Regions from separate parts of the Homo sapiens genome. Here regions 2 and 3 are each linked to region 1. A link is an interaction called in ENCODE POLR2A ChIA-PET data of the cell type or tissue named here. Cell type or tissue: endothelial cell of umbilical vein. All regions are shown on one strand. Region 1 overlaps MIR99AHG (mir-99a-let-7c cluster host gene). Region 2 overlaps MIR99AHG (mir-99a-let-7c cluster host gene). Region 3 overlaps MIR99AHG (mir-99a-let-7c cluster host gene).

The links. Peaks named below come from ENCODE experiments on the same cell type or tissue, not always from the same donor. Only the 100,000 strongest peaks of a DNase experiment are listed, where the experiment ranks them.
Region 2: POLR2A ChIA-PET joins it to region 1 with 6 read pairs; 2 of 35 experiments call an interaction of 5 or more read pairs at or near these places.
Region 3: POLR2A ChIA-PET joins it to region 1 with 9 read pairs; 1 of 35 experiments calls an interaction of 5 or more read pairs at or near these places.

Annotation. Positions count from the first base shown.
Region 1 is chr21:16,116,383-16,120,382 of GRCh38, forward strand. All of the region lies in intron 2 of MIR99AHG (mir-99a-let-7c cluster host gene), which reads left to right. Among named protein-coding and RNA genes, the nearest start is that of MIR99AHG, 48 kb to the left of the region's middle. In endothelial cell of umbilical vein, no CTCF peak of the experiment used is centred here; DNase peaks (open chromatin) are centred at 649, 1,179 and 1,629; H3K27ac peaks cover 2,898 bases.
Region 2 is chr21:16,422,916-16,426,915 of GRCh38, forward strand. All of the region lies in intron 5 of MIR99AHG (mir-99a-let-7c cluster host gene), which reads left to right. Among named protein-coding and RNA genes, the nearest start is that of MIR99A, 110 kb to the right of the region's middle. In endothelial cell of umbilical vein, no CTCF peak of the experiment used is centred here; DNase peaks (open chromatin) are centred at 36, 1,546 and 2,706; H3K4me3 peaks cover 1,820 bases; H3K27ac peaks cover 4,000 bases.
Region 3 is chr21:16,239,246-16,243,245 of GRCh38, forward strand. All of the region lies in intron 4 of MIR99AHG (mir-99a-let-7c cluster host gene), which reads left to right. Among named protein-coding and RNA genes, the nearest start is that of SNORD74B, 44 kb to the right of the region's middle. RefSeq lists an enhancer at 2,074-3,063. In endothelial cell of umbilical vein, no CTCF peak of the experiment used is centred here; DNase peaks (open chromatin) are centred at 2,016 and 2,436; H3K27ac peaks cover 1,948 bases.

The sequences.
Region 1 (4,000 bases):
CAGTCCTCCATTTTTGAAAAAGAAGAGACTAGTGAGAGCTGATCACCAAAAAATCTAGTTGCTTTTCGCGCAGATTTTCAACTAGTTTCCCTATTTTCTATTTCACTTATTCTCTGTTTTCAGGGTTCACCCTGTCTCATTTTTGAGCCTTTTTTTGGCATGTAGTGTATGATGATTTCCTTTGGCTTTCTTTATGCTTTTGGATATTTAGATTTGAGGTTTCTTCTATATGTTGCCTTTCACCACTTGGCCACCTTCTTTTCAGCTTCATTATTTTATTAAAATTTCCTATTCGTTGCCTTCTTCTCTGGTATTTTCTTGTCCTCAAGGGGACCCTCAGTCTTTTTTTTTTTAACCCTTTCACAGACATTTTAGAATTTTTAAAGGGAAAGGAGGTAAAAAAAAAATGTTTACTACTCCAGGTTGAACCAGGAATACTGCATTGTTTTATAACTGAGCTGTGAATAATAGGCATGTGAAAAATTTGTGTTGGTAGGAACTGATATGTACTATATAGTCAATATATTCTGGGAACTCACATTCTTTGAAATATAAATAATTCTATGCCATACTTGGTATTTTTCACATGAAAAAAACTGAAATTCCAATAGATTAAATCATATCCTGGAGGTGCAAGAGCTTAATAAGTAACAATCTGTTTATACTTGATTTTGTCATGCTTCCTTATATCATAATACAGTGTTTAAAGGCTCAAGAATTTGTGCCTGGGTTTGAATTCCAGTTGTACAACGCAATAGCTGCACTTAATTTCACATTCTACTTAATTTGTCTGTGTCTAACTTTTGTTTGTCTCTGTGTGTAGAATATTGATAATATAACAGCAGTATCTACCTCATAGGATTATTGGAAGGATTAAATACATTAATATATGTAAAAGATTTTGAATAGTGCTTGACATACAGTAAGTTCTATAGATGTGTTAGTAATTTCTAATTGTATTACTTTGTGCTCCATCTATCCCAAGGAAGAAAAGATATTGCTTCTGCTTATAGATGGTCTTTTAAAGCTAGGAAATACGACATTAAAGGTGTGACGTCTACTTGCACTTTAAAAACTCTCGCCTTTCTAGAACTTTCTGTTACTAAAGCTTGAAAATGAAAGAACTGTTACTGAGTGAGCTAATGAAAGAAAAACATGCTGATTTCTTCTACTTTTAAAGGGGAAATGGATGATGTAAGTTCTGAAGATAGATCTCTACGATTTTTTTTACATCCTCTAGATTACTTTTAGTGGTTTTTCCATACTATTTTCATTCTACTCATTCTAATTTCAAAAGTCCTTCTAATTTGTATATTTGAATTAGTATCCCTAGAAAACATTTTCTCCATAACCAAATTGATGTAGAACCATAGTTTTCAAAATGTTATTGCATGGGTCATAAAAAGTAGTTGTGGGGACTTTAAAACTATCTTGAAACAATCTTCTTGTTTCATATAAAAGCCAATCTTCTTGGCTTTTATATTTCAGATTAAATCCAAACCACTCATAGCTTGAGTACCATCAGCTGTTGGCAAAACTTAGCTTCTTGGTTCTATGTAAAAGTGAATCATTTTGTAAACACTCTGACAACCAAGATATAAATCCTTTGGTTTACACAGGTGACCTCATGAATATTCTTTTCCACCCTTTGTGTGTGTTAGAGGGAGAAAATACCGCAGGCATTGAATATTGAAATTTTTTCTAATCATTGTAACTGGAAGGAGACGCTGACAGATCCATTCTCTGGACATGTGTTTTAAAGTTAAGGAGGAAAAGACATGAAAAAATACCGTATAGGCTTTGCTGAAACCAAAGCATTTGGAGCACAGTTTAATACGTTTGCCAAATTTTAAATACAGCTGGGTTCTCCCACAGTTTCTTTAATTGGAAGCAGATTTCTGTGCTAATTCTGTAACGTGAAGAGAGCTCTAACAGTATTTCTTTCCTAAAAGTAGGGCATATATTTGCAGTGACCACTTCTAACATCAACAACTCCTTAAAAATATCCGACTTAGCAATTTTCAATGCGACTTAGAAATTTTCAAGAGTTTTCAGTAGATTTATTACCTCATGTGGTTTTATATACTTAATAGTTAAGTGTATAAATAATTAAAATTATTTAATAACTGATAATTAAGTTCACTGGGTATTTTGTTTTTAGAAAAAAGTGGATCGTATCTAAAGAATTAAAAATATGGAAATGTTCATATTGTAAAGTAAAAGTCCACATTCTGCTTGAATGTGAAAGACAAAATGTTTGTTTCTTTCATAAGTTTAAAAAATTTACCAAGTTCTTAACATTTTAATATGATAAAATTTAGTGGAAAAGGCTAAATTGAAACAAAAATGTATTTATATTATATACTACATATATTCCATTCAAAACTACAATACTAGTTTCTGAGTCACCAAATGTGGAAATTAATGTCAATATGATGAAAATACAATTTTGGAAAATTTATCTGTTTTTAATACCTATATATTCACTTTAACACTCAATATATTACATTTTTAATAAGCACTAATGATATTAATAGTAATTTGAAAGAAACATATTACAAAGTTTTATAAAGAAAGCATTAAAATAGGTTTTTGGAAGATTAACCTTGAGGCATTATTTCAGTCTGCTTTCCAATTACATATTGGAAAGAGGGGTACAGCATCTACTTTTTAATGCTGCTCTTACTTTGGTAAGAATCTAGGTAGTGGGTAAAAAATAAAATCATTTGAAATAGTTTTTTATTTATTGAACATTTTTTAGGCTGTACCTATAAAATATCTTTATAGCAATAAATACTTTTATAGCAATAATCTACACCAGATGTGTTCATCATGACTTTTTAAACTTTCTACCCTTTCAAAATTACATATCTGGTTTTTGTTGACAGTACTATTATAACTTAGAGAATTTACCTGATTTTAATAGCACAGCAAAAGAGCTGTTTTAGGAGAATGAGCATAATTGAAATATAGGCATTTGCTAAGGAGAGTCTATAAAGACCATTTTCATTAAGACACAAAAAGATTCCCCAAATATTAGTGTAAGCTCTAAAAATTGTGCCAGCAGTGTACCCTGAGAAGGCAGTTATTTCCTTATTATTATGCAGGCACCTAAATAAAAGGTCGATGTATGTATCAGTTTTTTCCACAAGATCTTTATTGCTTTCTCTTGGTCTTTGTACTGTTCCCTTTGCTAATACTGCGGTATCTTAATATTAATCTATTTTATTGTAAGCTTTGATATCAGTTGAGCTAGCCCTCCCATTTTTATTTGCATGCAAGCGTACTTAGCTATTCATGGCTCTTTCAATTTCATTTCCATTTTAGAATCAGCTGTATAGTCAAAAATTCTGTTGTGATGTTGGTTGGTATTGCACTGAGTCTGTAGATCAATTTGTGAAGGACTGACATATCTATATTGCCATTCATGAACATGATATATATCTCCACTTGCATCATTAATTTCTCTCCATAAACTTTTAGAATTGGTGCATATCTTTTCTTTGATTTTTTCCTTGTTGCCTAATTTTTGTACACTATGATAAGTTGTACCTTATATTTTGTTACTGATGTTTAAAAATAAAATTGATTATGGTATACTGGTTTTATAAAAAATGGCCTTGCTAAACTCTTATTAATTCCATCAATTTGTAGATTATTTCTATTTTCTATTTCAAAAAGCTACATCATCTGCAAATATTGACAGCTATCAATACTGACATGTTGAATAAAAATGGTGGCATGAATATCTTTGTCTTGTGCTTAATGTCTTACCATTGCAGATTTAGCATTAAGTAATTGCAGAAAATTCCTTTTGTAGCTACCCTTTGTTATATGGAAGAATGTGCCCATTTGTTTCTAGTTTGTTGAGTTTTTAAAAAATCATAAATGGATGTCGAATTTCAGTAATAGCTCTTCCCTTTAAAATGTTTACGTGGCAAATTTTATTGATTGATTTTTCAACATAAGCCAAATGTATTGGTGAATGTAGTAACTCATT
Region 2 (4,000 bases), 310 kb after region 1:
AGATTGAACATCATTGTTGAATTTTTGGCACAACTTCAGTGACCTCGGCCATAAAAACTAGTATAGTCAGGATGATTTGGAATTTGCAGTAACAAAACTAGATATAGAAGCACGTGAAGACACCAACCTTTGTTGTTTTGGAGAAAGTATGCACTAAAATAAAAGATGATACCTTTCATATAAACTGCTAATAATAATACTTTGTTATTTCATTAATACAATAAAAGTGAAATATTAAAACAGTAATTATAATCTGTAATGCATTTGTAAGGCTTTTCTCATAAAATTAACTGCCATATTTTACTCTTTTATTAGATGAACAAATGTCATATTTCCAAGCAGCCAACATAGAACTATAGCTTATATAACCAAATAATTTTTTAATGTTACTTTGATTTATATACAATTGATATTGTATAGAAAGAATCACGTTAGCTGATTTTAAGTCTTGTTCAAATAAAAGAAGCATTGATTTGCACTTGTTGCAATTTTTTTACTTTATATTGGTTTAATTTTAAAATTATCACAAAGTAAATATTACTGTTTGATATCATTCTTAAACATTCATTTTACAAGCCACCTGACCTATTAGCTGTTTAAACAATGATGATTTATATCTTGCTATAAATTCTTCTCTCAAAGTCAAGACAAATAGATCAGTAAAAGAACCTCTTTTTTAATGCTCAAAATTTTTTCTTAAAAAACAAAGAATTTTTTTAGTTTTCTTTTGTTTATGTGTTCATGTGTATTTGCCAACCTGTGTTTTTGCCTACATCCTGAAATATATGTCTTTTGAACTCGAGGTTGGAAAGTCTGATAGCAGGCTCTTAAGTTTATTCTTATTCCATATTATTTTTTATAAACAAATTTATTGAGTTTCTTACTGAGAGTAAGTCGATATATGAATCAATATTAATGATCACATCAAATCTGAGGATTTGCTTCCTTTAAAGCGCTGAATATTCAGCATAAATTTGTGCTAATTTACGTGTTTATAGAGTGATTCTAAATATTTGATTAGTATTCGTTTTAAAGATTTACTAATTCTTTGAAAATCTGGAGAACTATCGTTTGCTTAAAAAACTAATATCTACTAAAGTTGTAATTGTCTCTGCTTTGCTATTATTGAAATATTACATAATCTCTTGTTTAAAAATATCATGAGACTAAGCTATCGTGCCTTTCTTTCCATTTCTCCCACTAACATCTGAGGTCAACGTCTGTAAGAGGAAATATCTGAAAATATTTCAAAAACATTTTCTTTCCTGTGATAATCAACTGCTTTATCATTTGCAGAGATTTTGAAAGGAGTAACTGTTTTATTTGAATGCTTAGATAAATGTGAGGAATATATGGGCTTTCTGTGGACTTCAGTTTTAAAACTAAAATAGAAAGTAAGATGGAGAGTAATAAAATGATATATTTTATAGCAACTAATTACAACTTGCTGTTCATACATAAACAACACGCTGGAAAGGTAGACAGTGGGCTTTGAGAGCAGCTTTCATTTACTCAGTCTGTAAGAACTCGTGAAAATGGTGTCAAAGGGATGGTGGTGATCCATTCTGTATGGTCCATGGTGCTTTAAGCTTATACAGTCATTTACCATATTTAAATCCCCGAGTCTTGCCTCAGAGCCCCAATCACCAATCTGAGATATTTTTACAAGGAGAGAGGAGTTACACACTCATTCTTGTTCACTGGAGGATCTGTGATAGCGTTTCCTTGGCAGAAGCAGGGTTCTTCTCTGTATAGTGATTTTTTTTAAATCCCTGTTTAGGTAGTTCAGCTCGTTCAGTTGGACAAATCAGCATTATAACCAAGCTGACTCAGCCTTAGCAAGGATCACTAGTTTTTCATTTTGCCCTAAACCTGGGCATTTTCCTGAAGAATATGGACAGTTGTGCATGAAAGGTCAAGTTGCTAAAAATTATAGAACATGCATGTTCTACTTATGAGTTACTAAGTTGTGTTTTGTGTTCAAAATAGTATATATAAATACATGTTTTGTGTACAGAATATTTAAACAGTGATAGAAACAGTTGTTCTGAAATTTAAGTTATGGGATTGGCTTTATTCCAATTCTACTTGAGATGTCATCCAAAATTACTTTTCGAAAGCACTGCTTTGAAAATTTCCTGTTACAGTCTTCATGAAGTATAGTGATCTGGATATGAATTTTCTGCTAGTACAGGAGTTTGGGAAAAATACAAGTATATGACTATTGCATGTTCTGTGGGATTCTAATCTGATCACATGCTCTTTCCTCTCCATTCCTTGGGCCCATTCATAAATATTCTATGGAGAGTTATTTTTTTTTTCCTGTCAACAGCCAATTTTAGTCTTTATTTTAATTTATTTCTTTTTAGAGATAGGATCCTACTATGCTGCCAGGCCTGGAGTGTAGTGGCTCTTCACAGGTGTGATCATGGCCCACTATAGTCTTGAAGTCCTGGGCTCAAGAGATTCTCCCACCTCAACCACCAATTGTAGATGTATTCAGATAGCATGACATTTGAAAAAGTTGATGGAGAGAAAATTCCTACTGAAGTGTGTTATAGATATCTCTAAAACATCTTTGGTTGTCAGGAAATGAATCAATGATATAGAAACAAACAATGATTTGTAATCTTGGCAGATAAACAGAGAAATAATCAGTTCAGAATATTTATGGAATGATAACATTTTCCTGTTGATATATTTTTGTGCCAACAAATTTAATTTGGAAACTGGTATTTGTTACTAGAAGGCAGTAATCAATTTTGGTAATCAGTAGTTTTAAATGCTTTATTCAAGACCAAGGGCTGATTTATTGAATGAATAGGTCTTAGATAAAATGTAAGCTATTGGGCCAACCCATATCTGGAATTTGTTTTTATTTTCAATACCCAAGTCATTAAGTGTAAATGTAATAGTATTTGCATATTTTCAACTTTCAGATTAGTCATGTCTACCTTTGAAATTTGTTTTCTCCTTAGATAAGTAACTTATGAGTAATCAAATATCTTGCAATTTCCATTTTCCATCTTAAAGCCCGTGCAAGATCAAATTTGCAGTTGCTAAATCACATAAAAGTCTGGATTAATAGCAAAATGAGATTATGTAGCCCAAAATGAAATTATAAATAAAGTGCAGGTGTTTGCTAGGATTTGTGTGGTCAGATATACAAATAGAATCACAGGTAGAGTTTCTCATTTCTCACTTGAGAAAAGTGCAATTAAAAGTAATTTCCAGATGTTCAAATGCACAGCTGCTTTCTCCTAAACTAAATTTTGCAGAAATGAGCTAAATTATAATGGGTTTAAAAGTCACTACGTTTTAATGGTTTTTAAATTGAATTTGAAACATCATTACTAGGTTTACCAGATGAAGAGAGTTAATGCTTATGAGTACCTGGTACAATTTTCATTTAGGTGGCAGCAGAGCCATTAACGTATTGGAAATTATAATAAGACCAAAACTTACATTGGGTTTGAAAAAATTGATTAGTATGTGTGTTGATACACTCCATGCCTTTATGAGATTTATATTATATACTCTATGACACTATGAAAGTTATTCAGCTATAGGTGAAAGAAACGTGTGTATATGTTCATAAAATGGTATGTGTGGGGGGGAGGTGTGGGTGTGTATGTGTGAAAGAGATTTTTACATTTTCTTTGCCTAATGAAAAGGAAAATAGCAAGAATAAGATGCAAGTACACTGTTTGAAATATGCAAGTCTATTAAATTGTTTTTACATATCAAATTATAAGCAATGACTATGAACCTACATATCTGTAATATCAACTTAAAAAAATCCATCTATTTTACTCAGAGTTACTTACATGCCCAATAGCAATAAGCTACTGTCATAAATATTATCCCATTAAGTAAAGTCCTGTTCTTGACTAAGTTTTCTTGGGCTTGAAATAGGCTTTTCTTTGCAGCCAGGAATAGCCAAGTTTTTTCTAAAACTCTTACGGGAAGGCGTGTGGATGGTTAAACGAGGAATGGGAGG
Region 3 (4,000 bases), 120 kb after region 1:
AAATTAGAGTGTAGACATTGGTAGTTAGAATTGTGGGTCTCAAAAATGGGGTATAATTGAGTTGACAATCTCATACTTTGTATCTAGAAGAGAAACTGTGGCAAGAAACATTTTATATTTATTTTTTGTTCTTTGGGTATAACCTTTATAATGTTAACCTTTTGGAATGTATATATTTTGTGAGTCAGAATACTATAGACTATGCTGTAGTAATAAACCATCCCCATATTTCACTGATTTATCTCAACAAGGGTTTACTTTTCCTTTCTTTCTTTCTTTCTTTTTCTTTCTTTTTTTTTTTTTTTTCTGACAGTCTTGCTCTGTTGCCCAGGCTGGAGTGCAGTGGCATGATCTTGGCCCACTGCAGCCTGTGCCTCCCAGGTTCAAGTGATTCTCGTGCCTCAGCCTCCTGAGTAGCTGGTATTATAGGCGCCTACCACCATGCCCAGCCAATTTTTATATTTTTAGTAGAGGCAGGGTTTCACCATGTTGGCCAGGCTGGTTTCGAATTCCTGACCTCGAGTGATCTGTCCACCTCGGCCTCCCAAGGTGCTAGATTTACAGGCGTGAGTCACCACCCCCAGCAGGTTTACTTTTCATTTATAGAGCAAGGGGTACTCAGCATGTTATAGTTACTTGGAGCCCAGACTCAGGGAGGCACCGTATTGACTCATGTGACAGGGAAAGGGACACTGATGAACAGCAGTTCACTGTTAACACATGTCACATGGGTACTTCTCATTCAAAAGGGGTGAGAAAGTACATTCCTACTATGTGCCTGGGAGGAGAGGAGAATTGGAGTGTTTGTAAACGAGTCCTAGAGAGACCCACAAACGTCTTCTGATGGATGAGATACCGGATGACAGCGTATCTTTTTCTTCTCAACATAAGCCTGTATTGTAAGGAAGGTAGAATCTTATCATTGCACCTTCTCAGATAGGAAGTTGAGAATCAGAATGCCTGGACAGCGTCACTATACACCCACAGCTAGTGAGTAGAGGGATCAGGTTTATTATGTCTTTACAGCATAATTATGTCTCCATATATTTCATTGATATGAAACCTGTACTGTGTTCTGCTACTTTACATTCTATGATCCTTTTATATAATTGCTACTTTATTTTATAATCAAACAAAGAGCCAGTTTATGATAAGCATAGATTCTTAGGTTTAAGTGTGTAAATTTATAACTATTACCATCGGTTTGTCTTTTATACTTTCCTTTAAATAATATTTTTTAGTGTTAAAAATTATTCCTACCTTCAGTCCACCTTTACATTTTCGCTAAAAAATATTCTGTTAAGTTGAAAAACGAAGCAAATCATTGCCACTGGACACCATATTTATATCACTGGGAATGATGTTGTTTCTCAATAGGATTTGATTTTATCTGAAATTCCAATGTTTCCACCGACAATATAAAGAAAAAACAAAAACAAGAACAATCTGCTAATGAACAGTTTCTGAAGGGACAGAAGGGAAGTTTTCCAAATGCAAAGCTCAGCCAAAAGGGAGAATTTATTGTTGTTGTTGTTTATTTGTTTCCTGAGACAGAGTCTCACTATGTTGCCCAGGCTGGACTTGAACTGCTGGGTTCAAATGATCCTCCTGCCTCAGCCTCCCAAGTAGCTAGGATTCTAGGCAGGTGCCACCAGACCAGCTCAATGGGGAGGTTTACTAATGCAATTTTGCTACACCAAAATGGTGGCATCTATTTATTTACTTATTTTAAATAGGAAGAAGTCAGAAGACTTAATGAATCAAGCATTACTTATAATTATATTTTTTAATACAACGCTTTGAGCATGGACTTAAAAATGCAGAGATGAAATATAAGAGCTTCTTGGAAGCAAACATTGTTGGACAGACTTATAATGTGTCAGGATTTTCAAACTCATTTTCTATAACTTTCCAAAGATGCTGTCAAATGAAGGATGAGTCAGGTTTTCCATAAAAACATCATTCTAATTTTGTAAAACGGTGTGGCTCAAAACTATAAATTGGGCTGCCAAACTATTTCTCTCAAATGTTTGATGGTTTGGGAACATGTAGAATCCATTATATTTTCTTCATTAAAGGACTCCATATAATAAAGTGATTTATTGTGACAATTTAATTTATTGTGATAATTTAATGTTTGTGATTCAATGGAAAAACATCATTCTTTTCATAAATGTGATGTAATAACATAATATTCATCACTGGGTGCACAAAAGAAGTTTATGGATATATGACTCTGCTGCTAAGCTATCAGAAGGATTCGTGCCCCTGTCACTCCACACACGCTTTAGAAAGATAACAGCCATGATTTTTGATATGTAAAGTCCCAACCATTGTGTGTTCAGGAATCTGTCTGCATCATGACACAACGGTGGAACTAAGCCATAATGAATGATTTAGCTCTGTTTCCTCTTTCTTCACAATGTGCCCATGATTCTCATACCAATATGCCTTTCTTGGACTTATCTCTGAAGTCTGTAGGAGATAACTTCCTCCCCATTACTAGCCAGCAGGGTGGCCTGAGTTTCCTTGTCTGGAGCTGCAGGATATTTGTTCTATCCTGTTTACAGCCAATGGGGGGCCCTTTTTCTTCCCTACAGTGAGCCTTTTCATCTGCACAGAGGGAGATACAAAATCGGAAATGATCTTAATTAAATGTTTTCCGTCCAGAAACAACTAGTCCACTACCTTGATCTGGCGGACCTTCTTGGAGGTGCCCCTTCCCACCTCCCTCTGTGGTGAGATTGCAGGTAATAGACCTTATGACAAAAGACAAGGATAAATATTTATCAGGGCACCGAAGAATTTTTGAGTATCTACAATTATTTACATTCATTCCTGTGAACACATTTAACCATGTGAGGTGTTATTAGTACTCCCCGCTGACATTTTTTCCTTTATAATATTTTCAAATAAAATTGTATCCCCTGAACAAATTACAAAAGTGCCTTTAAATATCCAGAATAAATATTTTGAGAATATTCATTTTAAGGTTCAAGTTTCTAAAGTACCCTATTCGATGCTAAGTTATTGCAATATCTGTCGTTTAGAGGAACTTGTAGGTTTATTAGCTCTATAATGTCAACATTCGCAGATATGAAGCATTTTATATTTCTTAGTGATGTATAAATGTATGAGGAATACATGAAAATGCAACAAGATTTTGGTTGGCTTAATAATGAGTTTCTTTCTTAAAGATCAAGATAAAAATTCTGAATTTCTATTGTTCTGTTTTTAAAATTATAAACTTAAATGTATCTAGCTCCAATGTAAACTCTACATTGCCAACTTTTTGGAATATGAATATAATGAAAGTTTATATCTGGTTAGTTGTGAAAAAAATTATTATTCTATCATGTAAAGAACATAGAATTTATTAAGGAGATATTACTTAATTGGTAGATTATTCACAAGTTTTAGCTGAATTGATTTTTTTAAGGAAAAAATTATGTGAGGAATTTAACATATTTGTTTTGGTAGAAACATGTTTTGACAGAGGAATTTTATACTTAGATAAAATATCAGTTTCATATAAACAAATCATAACTTTTAAATTATAAGTACATCTTATAATTTTTATGTTTTCACGTCCATAGATTATTTATTGATAGATAAATAGATGGATAGAAAAATTTGCAAAGTTCAGATTTTTTTAGTGATAATCTAATTTTTTAAATAAAATGATTTAATATTTGCACAGTAAATGTGATGAAAACTTTGTGTACAGATATAAGGTCCTGTGGTTTGGGGTTTCCTTTTTGTCCAAAAGGCATTGTTCTATGTGAATTAGACATACCGATTTAATATTCTAATTCAATGCCTATAAAACCAACCTTTATTTAATTCTCTGCTTTCTGCAATTCCTCAAGGAGTGAAAAAATAGACTGTGACTTCTTTAAAAGAGGCATTTTGTTAAAAGAATAAAATGTCTTTTGAAATATTAGTGAAGTACTAGTATTTTAATACCCTTTTTTAAAAAAAACAATTAAAGAATCCTATG